Linked DNA regions of Homo sapiens: region 2 is linked to region 1. A link is a loop called in an ENCODE intact Hi-C map of the cell type or tissue named here. Cell type or tissue: mammary epithelial cell. All regions are shown on one strand. Each heading gives the region's core, and the rest is flanking DNA. Links, peaks and the distances in the headings are about the cores only.

Evidence for each region. A loop is a pair of places that touch in the nucleus more often than their neighbours do. Peaks named below come from ENCODE experiments on the same cell type or tissue, not always from the same donor. Only the 100,000 strongest peaks of a DNase experiment are listed, where the experiment ranks them.
Region 2: it touches region 1 in a loop (2.9-fold over the local background); 1 of 110 quality-filtered maps calls a loop at or near these places.

What each region holds. Positions count from the first base shown.
Region 1 is chr2:144,942,526-144,951,570 of GRCh38, reverse strand. All of the region lies in intron 3 of TEX41 (testis expressed 41), which reads right to left. Among named protein-coding and RNA genes, the nearest start is that of LINC01966, 65 kb to the right of the region's middle. In mammary epithelial cell, for the core only: no CTCF peak of the experiment used is centred there; a DNase peak (open chromatin) is centred at 4,010; H3K27ac peaks cover 2,780 bases.
Region 2 is chr2:145,056,409-145,065,453 of GRCh38, reverse strand. The region is part of intron 3 of TEX41 (testis expressed 41); the gene reads right to left. All of the region lies in intron 3 of LOC100505498 (a long non-coding RNA gene), which reads right to left. Among named protein-coding and RNA genes, the nearest start is that of LINC01966, 180 kb to the right of the region's middle. In mammary epithelial cell, for the core only: no CTCF peak of the experiment used is centred there; a DNase peak (open chromatin) is centred at 4,383; H3K27ac peaks cover 815 bases.

The DNA of each region.
Region 1 (9,045 bases), core at 2,102-6,101:
CTGAATTTTCACTGTGTATCTTATAAGCTAGATAGCAATACATAAAATTACCTAGCTTCTCTAATCTTTAGTTACCCAGCATGCCCAATTCTACTATTTTCTAGGCTTGCTGTAGGAATTGCATACTATGATGCTTTCAAATTCCCAGGAGAGAACCAGGGTTTCTCAATGATCTTTTCACACCACCACTCCCCACTGACTCATCCTCAAATGCAGTCACAACCTGGAAGCAAAGAATAATGCAGCCATTCTTTGTGAGAAAAGAGACAACTCACTCTAACTGAAAATGCATTTGAAAAAATGTCAATCCTTCAACTTTTCCTGCCTGCTTTATATGGAGACCATTTACAAACTCCTTCAAACATTGAAATTGGATAAATGCTAGTTTACTTAAGTTGCAGTTAATAAATAGCCAGTGATCAGATGATCCAATTAAAAATGATTGGCCGGGCATAGTGGCTCATGCCTGTAACCCCAGCACTTTGGAAGGCTGAGGCAGGCAGATCGCCTGAGGTGAGGTGTTCCAAACCAGTCTGGCCAACATGGTGAAACTATGTCTCTACTAAAAATACAAAAATTAGCCAGGCATGGTGGTGGGCACCTGTAATCCCAGCTACTCAGGAGGCTGAGACAGGCGAATGGCTAGAACCCAGGAGGTGGAGGTTGCAGTAGCCAAGATTGCACCACTGCACTCCAGACTGGGCAACAGATTGAGACTCCGTCTCAAAAAAAAAAAAAAAAAAGAAAAGAAAAAGAAAAAAGAAAAAAAAAAGATTGACCCAACTGAGTGGAGAAAGTATAGATTACATTGAAATCAATCAATCAATCAAGTACTTGCAGAACTTTAGGCAGTAGAATTTCTAGAAAATAAAAACAAGGCCGAGCACGGTGGCTCACGCCTATTACCCCAGCACTTTGGGAGGCTGATGCGGGCAGATCACCTGAGGTCAGGAGTTTGAGACCAGCCTGACCAGCATGAAGAAACCCCATCTCTACTAAAAATACAAAACTAGCTGGGCGTGGTGGCGCATGCCTGTAATCCCAGCTACTCGAGAGGCTGATGTGGGAGAATCACTTGAACCCAGGAGGCAGAGGTTGCAGTGAGCCGAGATCGTGCCACTGCACTCCAGCCTGGGCAACAAAAGCAAAACTCCATCTCAAAAAAATAAACAAATAAATAAAAATAAAAGCAAATAAATTAGCACTCAAATTGTTAAACTCAAATTCTAAATAAACCTACATGATTGTATGTTTCATGTTGGATTTATAACAGCAAAGATGTCATTACTTTTAATCCATTGACAGGACTCATTTTAGGATGAAATACAGTTAAGCACCTGACAAAAATAATTTAAATATATTTATGATCTTATTCATGTGGTGATTTTTTCTTCACCAGAAGTTTTCTCATCTGTATTACTCTAAGGAAAATTTCATACTTTTGATAAGTGCTGTCAGTTCTAAGGTTTGATATTAAAATTTGGGATAGAAATGTGTGATATTTGGCATTTTTATAGGGTTTTTTCACATAAACAAGAAAACTAAATTACCATAAGCACCCATACACACTGAAAATTTATTTAGAAAACACCTGAAAATAGAACCCATATGTCCATAGTCTTTAAAATGGACTCTGGTAAAATATTAATTAAAACCAAAAACCCCTTTGGGAGGCCGAGGCGGGCGGTTCACGAGGTTAGGAGATCGAGACCATCCTGGTTAACATGATGAAACCCTGTCTCTACTAAAAATACAAAAATTAGCCGGGCTTGGTGGCGGGTCCCAGCTACTAGGGAGGCTGAGGCAGGAGAACAGTGTGAACCCGGGAGGCGGAGCTTGTGGTGAGCAGAGATCATGCCACCGCACTCCAGCCTGGGTGACAGAGCGAGACTCTGTCTCAAAAAAAAAAAAAAAAAACCTTTGACACAGGTTGCCAGGCCATATTGGTGGGAAGTGGGGAATGGTGAAGCAAGATGGTGGGGTTTGGGGTGGTAAAAAATACTTATCTTGAAGTTTTATTCATATTCTTGATAAATATTTTTAAACCAAGACATTTATTGCGTGGAGAAATAAGATGGCAATTGAATATCTGCTTGACTCCTAAAGATGTCTAATTTGTTCTAAGTTGCAGATCCCAATTCCCTCGTTTCAGTATATGCTGTACTATGTGTTCACATCCCCGAGAGCTGAATTAATTGACTGGCATAGCTTTATCATGAAACAGTGCAAAGACTATTTAGCAAACTCAGATATTTCTATATTTACTGAAGATGTTCTCCATGTGTTACTCAGTTGCAGGCAATTATTACAGGAACGATAATTCATATACCAGAACTGTCTTGTCTAATTCAGAAAGGCAGCAATTTGGACTTTATTAAGAAGACACCTATGAACTTTTTAGAAGTTGCAGTTTGATACATATTTAGTAGAAATGTGGTTTGCATATGACTGAAGAATGAAGAACAATAACTAGATAAGACTCTAGTGCAAAAGTCAATCCCTACTACATTAAATTAGCTTAAAATACTAACAAAGCTTCCATCCAATTACTGAGCCATAGAAGGAACAGATAATGAGGATTTCTGCTTTCATTTTCTATAAATACAGGTAAAATTACCTGATCTGCTTACTGAATAACTTTTGAATTGCCAATTTATTTTCTAATATGTATGTGATGAAATTTTGAGAGCTGTAAAATACTTATCTGGTAATTGGGAGATTTAGATATGTTCCCTTAAACCCCATATGCCATAGGGCACTGGTATTTGCTAAGTTCACAGGTTTATTCATATGTAAATAGAAATAATGCATTTTAAAGCCACAAGTCTGAACAGAAAACTGAGAGGAGGGTATGAGTATATGCGATACTTCTGGGCTTTGAGATAATGAAATAACAGATCAAACTTTCCTCTGTTTTAAAGAGTGTGATTAATACTTTTGAAAGTGCACTGGGCACCTATGTATTGCCTGATATCAATCATGAAACCCCAAATACTCCAAAGACCCTTCTAGCAATACTTTCAACCCTTCAGAAAATACCCAGTAATGGGACTTTTCTGAGAACGCCTGTCTTCATGTGATTTCCAACTCTGTTTCAATACCAAACAGACCTGAATGCTTATCAGATCTGATCCAAACTGCCAAGAGCTCTTGATTCTGCCCATCTGTCATGAGGTTATTGGTTCAAGACAATAGTAAGACACAGAACAAGAGACATAGTCAGTTGGAGAAAACAATGTTTTCAACTTTCTGCTCCTTTTCTTTACTGTCTACTGAATGGCAAGCTGTATGCTTCCAAACTGACTTGAAGTTGAATCTAAAATTTCAAATCAACTAACTTCCTTGAGGAATTAGGTACCAAAATTTAAAAACTGTTGTAACTGCTTTTAGGTTACTCACTCATTTCCCTCTTTCTCTCTCCACTTTTTTCTCTCCTTCTCCTTCCCTTTTTCTTCTATCCAGCCTTTGATGTAAAAGAAATGCCAAAAACAAACTTTGTAAACTTACGGGATATAAGATCTTTATGGATATAGGCTGTTTCACTGAAGGAAAAGACTGGGAATTTATAGAAAGTTACAACAGGGTTTCATATGAAGTGTGGAGTTTGTATTTGCAGAATTAAAGAACTTCTTCATTATAATATTCTTTTATCTCACCTCGTGTCATTAAAATATAGGACACCAGCAGTAAAACTAAAAGTAAATATGCACATATCTTTATCTGTGTAAGGAAGCTATAAATTTCCCTCACTGATAACAGCTGTACTACAGCTATCATTTGAATAGTGCAGCTGCCACAACAATATCAAATTTTATAGTTAAAAAGCAGTCAAAACGTTAATGTTACAGTGGAGGTAGATATATATTGCACTATAAATAAGCATCCTCTAATGAAGAAATGAAGCAGGTTTATTTTTTTCTTAAACATACCATTGAATAGAGTGTATCTGACTCACTGAAATGTATCATAATATAACTCATCATACTTGGATATCTATAATACAAAAGTCCGATTTATACCAATTAGGCTGACTTTCATTGAGACATGTGAGAACTTGAAAACCCCTGGCCTGGGAATCTAACTGTAATTCAATGTTTGTTTTGTTTTATTTTGAAAGAAAGAAAAAGAAAGAAAGAAAGAAAGAAAGAAAGAAAGAAAGAAAGAAAGAAAGAAAGAAAGAAAGAGAAAAAAAGAAAGAAGGAAGGAAAGGAGGAAGGAAGGAAGGAAGGAAGGAAGGAAGGAAGGAAGGAAGGAAACGGAAAGGAAAGGAAGGGAAGGGAAGGGAAAGGAAAGGAAGGAAGGAAGGAAGGAAGGAAGGAGAAAGGAAAGGAGGAAAGAAAGAAAGAAAGACAAAGAAAGAAAGACAGACAGACTCACTCCCATGGATCTTTGGAAGGATTTGGTGGTCTTTTCCTTCCTTCAAACCCTTTTTAAATTTGTGGGTTTGATTGGCAGAGGTGAGAGATACGGGTATGTGCAATTTGGGGAAACTGAGTTTCGCAAGGTTTAAACCTAAAATGACTAGGTCCAGAGCAGGCTTTTTCAGAGCCAGGTGATCTCAATCTAAAGACGGCATCCTGAGGGTTATCCTGCCTCTCTCAATGGTTTGTGGGATGTGGTTTTTGGGCTGGACATGAAGCTGCCAATACAAAAATTGAGCTTTCCACACACATTTTGAAGAAGTCAGCTCCCCTGAGGGGGGGAAGAACAAGGGTGTTTATAAATATGCAAAATTTAGAAAACAAATCAAGAGGTGTTTTTAGACAGATTTTTGAAAGACAGAAATCTTTTTTGTTTTGTTTTGTTTTTTGTGTTCCACCAGCTGGTCAGTTGATATCACACAGGATGCTTAAGTAACATGGAGAAAAACCTGAGTCTCTGGGCCTCATCTTTGTGAATGGATCAGATGGCTCCATTAATGAGCAAAGACAGTTATACTGACCAGTCTTGAAATTCTGTTAAAGGAGCCTACCACACCTCTGGAAGTCTTGTGCATGTGTGCATATCATGTTATGCTCAGCCAGCTGCCATGTGGCAATACTAAAGTGACCTGTTTTAATTGCTGCCTTCTTCCTCTGTGTCGTAATTATTACATGCAGGGAAGCTACTTGAAGTAAAGGGCCACTCACACTATGCAGCTTTAACCTTTTGCTCATGGCACTGCTATCTGAAAATATAGTCAGACCAGCTCAAAGACTGCCACAAATGAAGCAGTAAAGGTGGGGCCCACAATACCAGAAGATCCTGTAAGTGAAGTTCCATTTCTAGGCATACAACAATTCATCACTGAGCTGTGTTTCTGTGAGAAAATCATGCAGCAGCAAAAAATTGCACAGGTGTATGTCATATACCATGCCTCTCTGTCAGAGTCTGTTCAAAGAACAGTCATTGGGGTAAGAACAAACTTAGTGACTTGGACTAACTTCAAGTTCAATTGGTACTGATTTAAATTGCCCAAGAATATACACTGGAACATTTGGGATAGTTGTGACACTGAACATTTTATCAAATATTTACTAAGTTCCCACAGGTCTATATGCTCAAATATATAAGTATTATTTACTTATAGATAAATAATGCTAGTGTTTCCTCGAGGCCTACAAGGGATAGAAAAAGATATTTCCATCTGTCTGTGTACGCAGAGGAAAAGCGTTTTAAGTACAAAGTGCTCCTGGTTCTCAGGGAAGCAGTGATTTATTAAAAGAACACCAGGGCATTTTACTAGACAGTGTCAAACACACGCTTTCATTTTATTGTCATAGCCACTGTAGGAAGGGGATATTATATATTTCCCATTTTGCAAATGGAAACCTGAGGCTCATTTCTGCTACTTTGAATGGGGAAAGACTTGAAGATGAGTGAGTTTTCAATACTCGGAGATGATTAAAGTGATTTCAGTCCTAGAGATCAGCATGAACAGAGACCCAAAGGCATGAAAACACCTGGCATATTTGAGCAAAAGTAAATGGTCATGTGCCTGGTACCTAGGAGGTGTGAGCATGGTAGTAGGAAGTCACTGGGTAAGTGCAGAGGAGGAGGAAAGAGAACAAAGGTGATAGAGCAAAGCCTCAGACTATAACTTTACCTGTGGATCAACGCATTTAGAAATGGAGTCATGGGCCGGGCGCGGTGGCTCACACCTGTAATACCAGCACTTTGGGAGGCCGAGGTAGGCGGATCACAAGGTCAGGAGCTCGAGACCATCCTAGCTAACACTGTGAAACTCTGCCTCTACTAAAAATACAAAAATTAGCCAGGTGTGGTGACGTGTAATCCCAGCTATTCGGGAGGCTGAGGCAGGAGAATCGCTTGAACCTGGGAAGCAGAGGTTGCAGTGAGCCGAGTTCGCACCTCTGCACCCTAGTCTGGGCGACAGAGCAAGAACTCTGTCTCAAAAAAAAAAAAAAAGAAAGAAAGAAATGGAGTCATGGTCTACAGAGGAAATAAATACAATTCTGGGGGAGGAAATACAAATGCCTTGTTAGGACCTATAACTTAGTAAATTGCAAAATACGCCGCTCCCCCGTCTCATTCCTGAGCTCTTTGCCTGCTTCTGTGTTTAAACTGCATTCTGTATAAAAATGAGTCACTTGAAAAAGAAATGCATATATATATATTCTATTATATACACACACTCATCTGTTGTCTTTTTTCTGGGGTGGGGAAGCATCCCTTCTCTGAACCAGAGCATATTGTTCCACAAAGCAGAATGGACACAAAAATGAATGACTGTTAGTGTCTCCATGCCATCCTAAGATAATAAGCACCTTTGAAGGGGTATTCATTGTTTCAGGCCCCAGAGGGACCATTTACTGCCTGGAGATAATAATGTTCCCATGTATCCCCAGGATACCTGGGAGAATCTGACTCACTATGCAAAAATATTGATGAGAGCTTTAGATAAAAAGGAGTAATAAACAACAAATCTACAGAGGAAAGCACCCTCTGCAATGTTGTAAGCAAGACTCCGGGTACAGGAAGATATTTTCTCTCTGTATTTTGGTAATTTAACAGTCAGTGTGGTTACAATCTTGAAATCAGCCTGAACTTCTATGGATGAAAATGCTACAGAGTCTCAGAATGCCTCCATGGAGACAGGAACAAGGAAAGCTAGAGAAGGCTCTGGGTTGTGAGGAGTGGGTGGGGGAAGCCATCCCCCAAAGACCTAACCACTGAGAAATATTATAATTTGAATAATTTTTTAAAATTAAGCCTATTGTCAGATAACTTGGGGTGATAAATCTTTCCATTCCCCAACTTACTTTCCTAAGAAACCTCGTGGCATGGCAGCAAACACATCCAACAACTATTGCCAGATAATGACGAATCTCTGATATATTTTGTCACATTGCAGTCTATGTTGCTAGTTTCATATTTACAAGCAAAATTGTTACCTCAAAATATGAAACACTGGCATTTAGAGAAATATAGAAATTACTCACTTCCCTGGAATTCTGCATGACAAATTAGAACTATGCTTTAACTCTAATAAGTGTAGCTGTAACAGTTTTCATAAACATTCTTGAGATGTTCTTCTGGAGTAGCTTTATTTTGGCACCCTACTTTTCCTGCTTAAACAAATGAAAAGGTTGGCTGATATTGTCAAAATACAGCACTTCTGGTGAACCAAGAGCCATTTATTAAAATAATGTATTGATGCAGTGTCATAAAACACAAAATCATATTTCTGCAGGAAAAACCTATTACCCTAAGCCAAGATTATTTTATTTTAAAAGAAAAATTATTACAGTTGTCGATTCTGAAAGTTAGATGATGTGGTTCCGACCTTGGCCCTTCAGAGACTAACCAGGCAGCTTTTAATGCACCGTAATATGTTATGTAAAAGATATATTTGTATAATTAACAAGCCTTGTCTTAGTAGAAATGCATTAGCTTCAGGTAGATTCTGTATCTCTCATGATTCAAAATGACTAACTTAATAAAAATACAAATGTGATTTTCTCTAGTTGTGCAGAGACATTAAATAACACATAGCCAAAGTGTGACAAACACACAAACACACTCTCTCACTCTCTCTCTCTCTTTCTGTCTGTCTCTCTCTGTCTCTCTCTGTCTCAAACTCCTCCTGCAGGGTCAGGGCTCTCCAGAGCTAACCATTTTCCTGACATCGTCTTAATCTTGTCCTTTGTCACAGCTCTGCACTTTTTGCTCTAAAGGTTTCTGCACTAAAAAGTGAGGAGGTGAAGCCATAGTTCAATTCAATTTATTTTTATATTGCCTCTCATACAAAGGCTCTCAAAACGCTTTACAGTAAGAGATAAAATAATCATATAACACTTGCCCATATTGGAAATAGCCACAATCACCCAGACGGCAAGGGGGTAAAGCTATGTGCACAGTCATGGGTCAAAGTCCCTGGCGAAGCACCCCTCGTTTAGAAGCCATATAAACGAACATTTCAGCAGGGTGACGTGGCCATATAATATCACTTGCTGAGCCCCACATTCTCAAGGGACAAGTAAGAGGCTTCATTTTTCTATTCAAATAAAGCATTATCTCTCATAAACCTATGGTGATCTCAAATGGTGACCAGCTTCCTCTCATGTGCAAATGAAAGAGTCAAAGCAGGAACATGTTTTCTTTCTATTGTTGCCAATTACTTTAATCACACATGATTTATGGCTTCCTGGAAAGCAGTTATTCTGGGCCACCTCTTTTCATTGACCGTGTTCCATATTTTGGACCCAAAAGGTAAAAGAGAAAGGAGAGTAGGAAGCCCAAAGTGAGTGGTATTTCTTTTAGTCAACCTATAGCACAGAAGAAAAAAAATGCTTCCACTTGAGACTGAAAAACTCAGAATGAATCACCGGCACTCTGGGGCAGGAAGAAGGAATGAGGGAGGGTAATAGAGAAAGAATTTTTGCTAGATAAGGCAGCCCAAATTAAATAATAATTCCCATTGAATAAAAAACAAAACAAAAGCTAAAGTCTGGAAAGCATAATGAATAAACCAATGCTGGGAAAAGGAAATTAGGTCAAATCAATATATCAAGTTTGCATGGCGCTTTTAATTCACAGAAGGGT
Region 2 (9,045 bases), core at 2,187-6,186, 110 kb before region 1:
AGTCTCCTGGTATTTATTCTGGGTAGTGCTAGAAATTGTACACAGATCCAACAGGCCATGTAAAGGAGTTTTGTAACTTCCTGAAACCCTTTCATGCAAAATCCTTACTCTGAATGCAATTCCAGAAAGATGGGACATTACAGCAGCTTAAAAGGAAAGGTTTGCTCTGTTGTCTTTTTCTCCTCTACAGTGGAGCCTTGCAAATATGAAATAGGTCAATTGGGGCAACATAATAACAGCAACTAATACGAAATTAATTGACCTATATTGAAAATGCAATGCCCATTGAAATGGCTTCAGAGCTAAATCACGTAGATAGCTATATTAATAATAATTAAGGATTGGAATTTTTCTCTGTAGATGGGCTGTCACTTTATAAGAGTTAGTTGGAGCTACATATTACTGCAGCACATCAATTAAGTTTCGCTTTATTATAACCACAAGTCTCTGAACATGCATATTAAAAGATCTCAAGGCACAGAGTCTATGAGACGTGTGGAAAACAGAGTAGAAATACTCTGTGTGTCTAAGAAATGTATCATCTTATCACAAGCTTTTCTTGCCTCCCACCCCAAGATAATGACATGATGACAATGATAATGTGATGATGATAATGATTATAATAATGGGATGATGATTTTGATAAGGGCTTCTCACCAACATGTCCTGCTTTTGGCAAAACTTTCCTAAGGCAAAAGCATATTTATCTTGGCAGAACTGGCAAAGAATGTATTTTTTAGGAATTTGTTGCTGGTTGGATGAAAGATGGTATGGTAGGTAGTAGAATTAGTCAACATCAACTATTCAAATATTACTCTCTTGGCATTGAGACCCAGTGAGGCTTCAAATTCTCAGAGGATCTTAGCTGAGGCAATATCTGTGACCTTATGAGTATTTTTTGAGATAAACTAGCATAAGTAGTGTGACTGAAATTTCGAAGGAAATTTAAATGTAAACACACAACTTTCAAATACTTGCAACCAACATTCCTTCTCACAAACATACATGAAGCCATAGATAAAGCAGTCCTTTACCAAAGACATCAGGGAAATGCTGTGAGGAGAAGAGGGTAATCAGAAAATTTTCTTATATTTGTTTATTTTGCCAATGAATATTATACAGCTGTGGGTGAAGCACTGTATTTTGAGGAATAGAAATGAAAATTGCAATCAGAAAAGTTATTTGCATTATTCATTTCTATTTCATTTTAGGAAAATATCAATAAAAATGGGGAACATTATAGAATTTAAAAGAACCCTTGTATTATATTTTCTACATTCCTTATAGAAGGGCAGAACATCTCGTATGCTTTGTTGCAACTATTCCAGAAAAAAAAAAAGACAAACACCATAATCATTGCTTCTCAATCCTACAATCTTATGCTTTCCAGTTCTCCTTTTTTCTCTCTCTCTTTTGGCACTCTGGCATGTCAGATTCTTGTTTTGTACTTGTTTTGACCCCAACTAAATGGTGGAGCACTAATAAGCAAAAGTAGAGCCATAACTGGATCAGGAGAGATCTGAAAACATAATCATGCCACAGATGAACCATTGGCAATAGTTCAATGCTTACTTATGGCACCAATTGATTTCTTCCCATAGTGGCCACCATCTAAGTAAATGAACAATCATCTACTCAGTTGCTCAGAAAAAAAAAAAACAACCTGAGAGTCATCGTTGACTGCTCTCCTTCTCTCACACCCCAAATCCAAATCAACAGCAAAACTGTCAGTTCCTAATCAAAACATATTTAAAATTCAACAACTTATCATCTCCGTGGCTATCACCATAAGCAAAGCCAGTACCATCATTTTTCTGTGCTACTGCAATAGTCTCTCAGTACTCCTCATACTACTTGCTTCTATGATATTTTTACTCTCTATAATTTGGCCTCCACACAGTTGTCTGTGATCTTTCTAAAAGATACATTATATCATGTTCCTACCCTCAACCTTCCAATGCCTTCCCATTATACTTAGAATAAAATTTGAAATCCTTATCATGGCTTCTAAGTCATGAGATTCTGACAACCACTCTGACTTAATTTCCTATCATACTTCAACTCACTCACTGCACTCCAACAACCCTTGCCTTCAAATTCCTCTACACCCCAAAACCCTTCCTATATCAGGGCTTTTACTTTCTGTTTGGAATACTTGTATTCCAGATATTTGCATGGCTCACTTTCTTTCCTCAACCACCTTTCTACCCAAATTTAATCTTCCAGAGTATAACTTTTAACAATCCCACCTAGAATATTCTGCCATGTCAATGTCTGTAATGGTTAAGTATTTTTTTGGAGGTGGAGACAGTCTTGCTCTGTCACTCAGGCTGGAGTGCCTTGGCACGATCCTGGTTCATTGCAGCCTCAACGTCCTGGGTTTCAGCAATCCTCCTGCCTTGGCCTCCCAAAGTGCTGGGACTACAGGTGTGAGCCACCACACCTGGCTGTAATGGTAAATTGCATGTATCAACTTGAGTGATCTAAGGGATGCCAAGAAGCTCATAAAACATTAATTCTGGGTGTGTCTTTGAGGGTGTTTCCCAAAGAGAGTGGCTTTTGATTTGGTAAACTGAGTAAGGAAGATCACCCTCACCAATGGGTATGGGCATCGTCCATTCTGTGGAGGGCCCCAGTAGAACAAAAAAGTGGAGACAGGACAAATTTTTTCTCTTTGCTCAAACTGGGACATCCATTTCCTTCTGCCCTTGGATATTAGCAACCCTGGTTCTTGGGCCTTCAGAACCTGACTGGGACTTATATCATTGGCCCCCAGTTCTCAGGCCTTTGAATTTAGACTGGAACCTATATCTCTTGGCTCTCTCGGTTCTCAGGCCTCTAGGCTTGAACTGGAACTGCACCACTGGCTTTCCTGGGCCTCCAGCTTGCAGACAGCAGATCATAGGATTTCTCAGCCTCTATAGGCTTCTGAGCTAATCCTTCATTGATAATAAATCTCTTTCTATATATCTGTGTGTGTACATCCATCCATTTATCTATCATCTATCTGTCTATCCATCCATCCACCCCATCCTTCCATCCATCTATCCATCTATGTATCCATTTATCCATCTATCTACATTTCCCATTGGTTCTGCTTCTCTAGAGAACCTTCACTAATACACTATCCTTTTACCTTACTTCATTTTTATTGCTAAAACATACTTGACATTTTAATATATATGAGCTACATTTATTTACTTACTTGCTTACTTAATTATCATGTATCTTCTATCAGAATATAAGCTCCATGAGGTCAGAGACTTTAGGAGTTTACTTATCACCGTATTCCCAGCACCTAGAACATTTCCTAGCACATACTGGATACCAAATAAACATCCATGATCTCAATGATTATATTTGACTCAATTTAAAGGTTTGAAATACATGAAACTAAGATAACAACAGGACATGTCATGTAGTTTCATCTGCCCTTTTTCCATGTTAAGGGAAGTAAATGTGTATTCAATCGTTATCTAAAAAACTGATGAACCCACCTGAAGGTAATACCTTGTATTGTCCTTAACTCCATACCTACCCCCCAAATACCAGGTAATGCATTGACTGTCTTTGGGTTTATCTATTTCTTATCAAAGTATCTTGTCTACTTTTCATGTTTAACTCTGAGATCATACACTTTCAGGTTCTGCTTGTGTACCATTGAAAGACTTGAGCTACATGTTCTCCAAGATCCCTTCTAGCTACATAATGCTACTGAAAATGTAGAGAAAGATAGAGCCAGTGGTGACTCAAGTTATTTAATATGCCTCTATGTTCTAGTTTATTAGTTACCCTGTCTATAATTTTAATATGCAACTATAGTTACTTGATAGCCTAGATTTTCACTTGCTAATTGAATACAACTTACAATGTTATGCATTCTCATCGAATGTCCCTGATAAGTCTCACAATCAAAAGAGTGAGTGGTAATCAAAAGACTAGAAAATAGCCCTGATACCTAATGTGTCACACACTATTCAACCTAAGCAGGTTGTCTTCCTTTTGTAATTTCATTGCCCAACTTATAAAATAAATTTGATGCACAAAATACTTACTGAAATCCTTTTAATATGGTCTTATTTCCAGGACCATATTCCAGGTTTCTTGGAAGAAGGCACTAAGAATGATTTTGATAAGTCAAGTACATCAGAATAAGAGGTAGCATTGGTCAGAGGGAGAAATTGAACACCCATGGAGGTCTAATAAAACCTTGGCCAAAAGCTCAGGTGCATATAGAGCCCTTCAGAGTTCTCCTGCCTTAGGCAGAATATGATGGATATTTACATCCGCCTCAATCAATCATTGTATCAGGGCAAGGAGTAGGGTGGGGCAAGAACATGTCTTGGAACACGCAGCTCACATAAAACTTTGGAAACCCTGGAGGAGCTGACTAATGGAGGCTGTCTTCCAGCAATTGAGTCAACAAGTCCTATCTTGTAGGGGGATCGGGGTGACACATTTCCATCCCTTCTGGTCACAGCACCATGTAGCAATTCCTCTTATATGTTTTACATTAATGCAAAAGAATAAGATATGTCCTTTATGGGCACTTTTCAAAGACCACTAATATGATACTCTATGTGTATTATTGTGCATTCTATTTTCAATCTATAATGGGCAATGGTAATAAACATTTATGATCTACATTGAGGTGTGCATGTATCTGCAAGTGCCCATGGGCTTGTGTGCATAAGAGAGCCTGAAGTATGTCAAAGGTCATTTACAGACTAATATCCATAATAGAACAGAGCAATTACCAATTCATAAATTGTGCTTTGGCTAGACTTCTCCTTTCTAGACTTTTCAAGAGCATTGGCTTTAGCTATGGGCCTACTTAATTGGCTGCGTTTGAATTTTACAAACCTCACATCTCACGCTATTGTAAAGGGTTCATCAACATATTCATATATGTAGCTATCATAAAAACAGATGTCTACTTAAAAATAACATAATTCTTAAATTTTTCTAAGTGTTCTTTGCTGTCATTATTATTTGGCCTGGAACTACTAATCATAGAATGTACCATAATTATTCTTCCCTTTTTGCCCTTTCCACTTAAATAGTTTAAAAATCATGTTGTTGTTGTTTTTTTTTTCTCATTTTTTGAAATACTTAACCAATTGGCTTAGCCCTTTTTTTTCTTTCTGTGTCACCTTTTAATACAGGTTTTCATCACCTCTGCAAAAGGGATTTTTTTTCTCCCCAGTGAAAAAGATGGATTGGTAAGTGGCCCTACAGCCTATAAACTGTTTCCTTTTAATTCAGGCCCGAGCAGTTTGGCCTGGCTCACATTCAGGTAGTATATAACTTGTCTGAACTCTTTCTAAAGGGCCTCCTGCTTGTGTATTTATGTCTGAACACTTGGGTGAGCCTTGAAACAGCCTCTCTACAGAGTGATGGGATGTTTGCTCACCTCCAGCCCACATTGTAATGAAGCATGCCCCTTGCTTTTAAAATCCTGAGGTTCTGACCTCTCCAGGTGAGGCTTTCCCTGGAAATGGCCCCCAGAGGCTACTCCCAACTGCACGGTTTATGTGTGGGACACCAGTAACTATGTTCAATCTTAAGGGTTTTCTTTCTCTTTACATTGTCAGCTGCTTTCATGTTCCAACATAAAGGCCCACACAGGAAGTATTAGGAGAGATTTCTAGACCTCCTAAAGCTAAACCTGGTAAAGCTTTCCTTTAACATTCAAATATTCAAAAGAACTTTGTGTAAATTACAAATTTTGCAGTAGTGTATTCATTTGAAGAAGAGTGGTATAATATGCAAAATAACAAAAGAAATTTTTTCATCATAAATGTCATTGCCAAGAACAGGAACTGATGTTACTTGGCTTTGATCTTTGTTTTCTTCCCCTTCCTCCACTGCTTAATTCAATTATGTATCCCTCCTTTACATAATGCAAGCACCACTCCTCCAACTCCTCCTTAATTACAGACTATTCAGGGATCCTGGATGTCCTGAGATAGAGCCAGTATATTTTGGCCTTGTTTTATTCAAACCTCTACCAGGTACTGCATGTTCAAGACAATTTTCCTTTTAAGCGCCCTCCCCACCCCCACCAAAATCAGACTACATAGATAATAGCTCATTCAGTAATCAGTAGATTCTGAAGTGGTTGAAATGTATTTGAAAATTAATGGATAGATTGAGACAAAGAGGCTACTTAGATTTCTTTGATGAGATGATACAGCAACTTACATCTAACCTAACTGTCTGCTACTCCCTCTCGCCCAATTAACTATGCAATTGCAAATTTTATGAAAATATTTCAAACTATATTTATATTATGGCCTTGTCAAATACAGTTTTTAAATAATTTTGGCTCAGGATTGAAGATTTAAAGGAAAAGTGAAAACTTCTCTGTCCTTTATAGGTTACCTTTTTACCTAACACTTGGACTACCATCAATTATTCTGCTCATTTTGGGAGGAAAAGTGAGAAGAGTTATGGAAGGATAATATTTGTAAAAGGAGACAGCAACACATCATGATAGACTTTACAGCATGTTTCTGTGCTAAGCCTACTACACAGCAAACTAAACTCAAGACAGTCCTGTCCTCTACCATCTGTGACTGGAAAAAGAAGATAGGAACAAATAAAAAAGCATTAAGCAAGGATTCGTAAATGTAGTTAGATATCTAAAAATGATAGTTGTGAAAAGGTATCTGTGGGATGAACTGCAGTCTCTCTTTTAAAGTGTTATGTAAAAAGAATTTTAATTGTGATGATGAAGTATGACTTTAGGGAGCCAAACAAAGTCTTGTCTGAGAGAAAGACCAGAGGATGAGCTGGTCAAGATCCCTCTTCCCTCCAGTACAGTGAGTCAACTTCATATTAACCATTCTCTGATTAGCAATCTTTTTTATTTTTCTTTCCTTGGTTCAAAACATTTCCATAAATTGCAATTATTTCCCACAGTGTCAAATATATTTTCCTTGACAAAGGTGACTATTAGGTATTAAAGTCTAATCTCATAAGAAATTTGTGAATTGTTAAGCCTATTTCTTAACTAGTCAAGAGCAAATCCTTCCTTCTCACAACTTTTCATGCTAATGTTGCATGTTATCAACTGCATGTCAGCAGAAAATTCTTTAGGCAAAGATGTTCCCTTCAGAAGAGAACAAGGGCAGTTACTCTGCTCTAAATGTATCATGATGGACTTTGATCTTTCCTGTCTCTTCAGATATCTTTTATTTTTACCCAGAAAAAGTTGTCCATTTGTTCAATTGTAGAGATGAAAATATTAATTTAAACCAAAAGCATATTGCAGGAAAAGCAATCCAATTACAAAAAGCCATTTATACAGAAAAAGTATACTTTCAAATAAAGTAGTGAAAAGGTCACCACAAATCTTTATAGGCTAAGAAAATGGAATCAAATACATAATGTTAAAAATGTACAGAAACAGTTTTTTATAGAGGACTAACACTGTTCTGTTATTGATGCCTCTAGTAGATCAAGAGAAAAATGGAGACCATTTGAAAATTAACTAATACAGTTAAATTAACAAATATACTTTCAACTGGGCACAGTGGCTCACACCTGTAATCTCAGCACTTTGGGAGGCCAAGGTAAATGGATTGCTTGCACCCAGGAGCTTGAGAGCAGCCGAACAACATGGCAATATCCTATATCTACAAAAAAGGCAAAAAATTAGCCATGCATGGTAATACACATGTGTAGTCCCTGCTACTTGGGAGGCCAAAGTAAGAGGATTACCTAATCCTGAGAGGTTGAAGCTGCAGTAAGCCACGGTCATGCTGCTGCACACTCCAGCCTGGGTGGCAGAGGAAGACCCTGTCTCAAGGAAAAAAAAAAAAAAAAAAAAAAAAAAATATATATATATATATATATATATATATATATATAATTAAATTAAATTTAAAAATGTACTTTCACTATAAACTCTACAAAGAATATAGAATATATCATATTTATAAAACATGCAGAAAAAATAGGCATGTAGAGTTTTGGAAAATATTTTAGTATATTCCACAATGCAGAAATTATTTAGGGTACATTGTCTGACTAACATAAAATAATATAAGAAATAATAATAAAAGGCTAAAGAAACAAAACAAGCAAAAACTCTAACCATTAGAAAAGTTGCTATAATTTTTCTAAATAACTTTGTTCAGACCAAAAAAGAAATAAAAGTTAACAGTTAAAGATAATTTAGAAAATAATAAAAATTAGTATATTACATTTTAACTTTTATGAGATGCAGCCAAGGTGGTATGAAGAGACAAAATCACAGCCTTGTAATATTTTTGCAATTAAATAAGAAAAAAATGAAAATAAACCAAGAGTTCAATTCAAGAAGTTAGAAAAAGAAAACCCACTTAAGGGAAATAGAAGAAAGATAATAGTGAAGATAAAAGTAGAAAATGATTTATTATAAAAGAAAAAGATAATGTAAATATTAAATAAATTCAAGAAGTATAAAAGAAGAGAAAAATTCCCGGCAAATAAAACCCAGAAAGAAACAATGATTCAAATTATAATGATAAATACCTGTGATGTATTGTGTACTTTTTCTGTAGCAGACACTACACTTAAGCATTGCCTATTATTTCAGTTAATCCTTAAAACAAAACTCTAAAGTGTTTCTTTCTTTTTTTTTTTTTTAATAAATGTGGTCACTGAAATTGGGGGTTTCACTTGCCATTACAGCAAAGCTTCTTATGTATCAGTGCTGGAATTTCAAAGAAGAGTCCTCTCACCCTTACTCCAAAACCTGTGCTCCTAACAACTACACTTTTTAACATAATCATTTGATAAAGATGGTCATGGAAGATTAAAATGCCTAATTCTAATTAGTTTGATAAGTTGGATGAATTGGGCAATTTTCTGATAAAATATACATTTATCAATTGTACCAAGTTTAATTAGACAATCCATATATACAAGTAAACATTGAATTAATTGGATATGTTACAAAAAAAAATTATCTCCAAACATGGCTCTAAGCCAAAATGGTATTTTATTTTAACTAATGAGCTTTTGCTTTTAAGTGTTCAACGAACAAAATTACCGGCC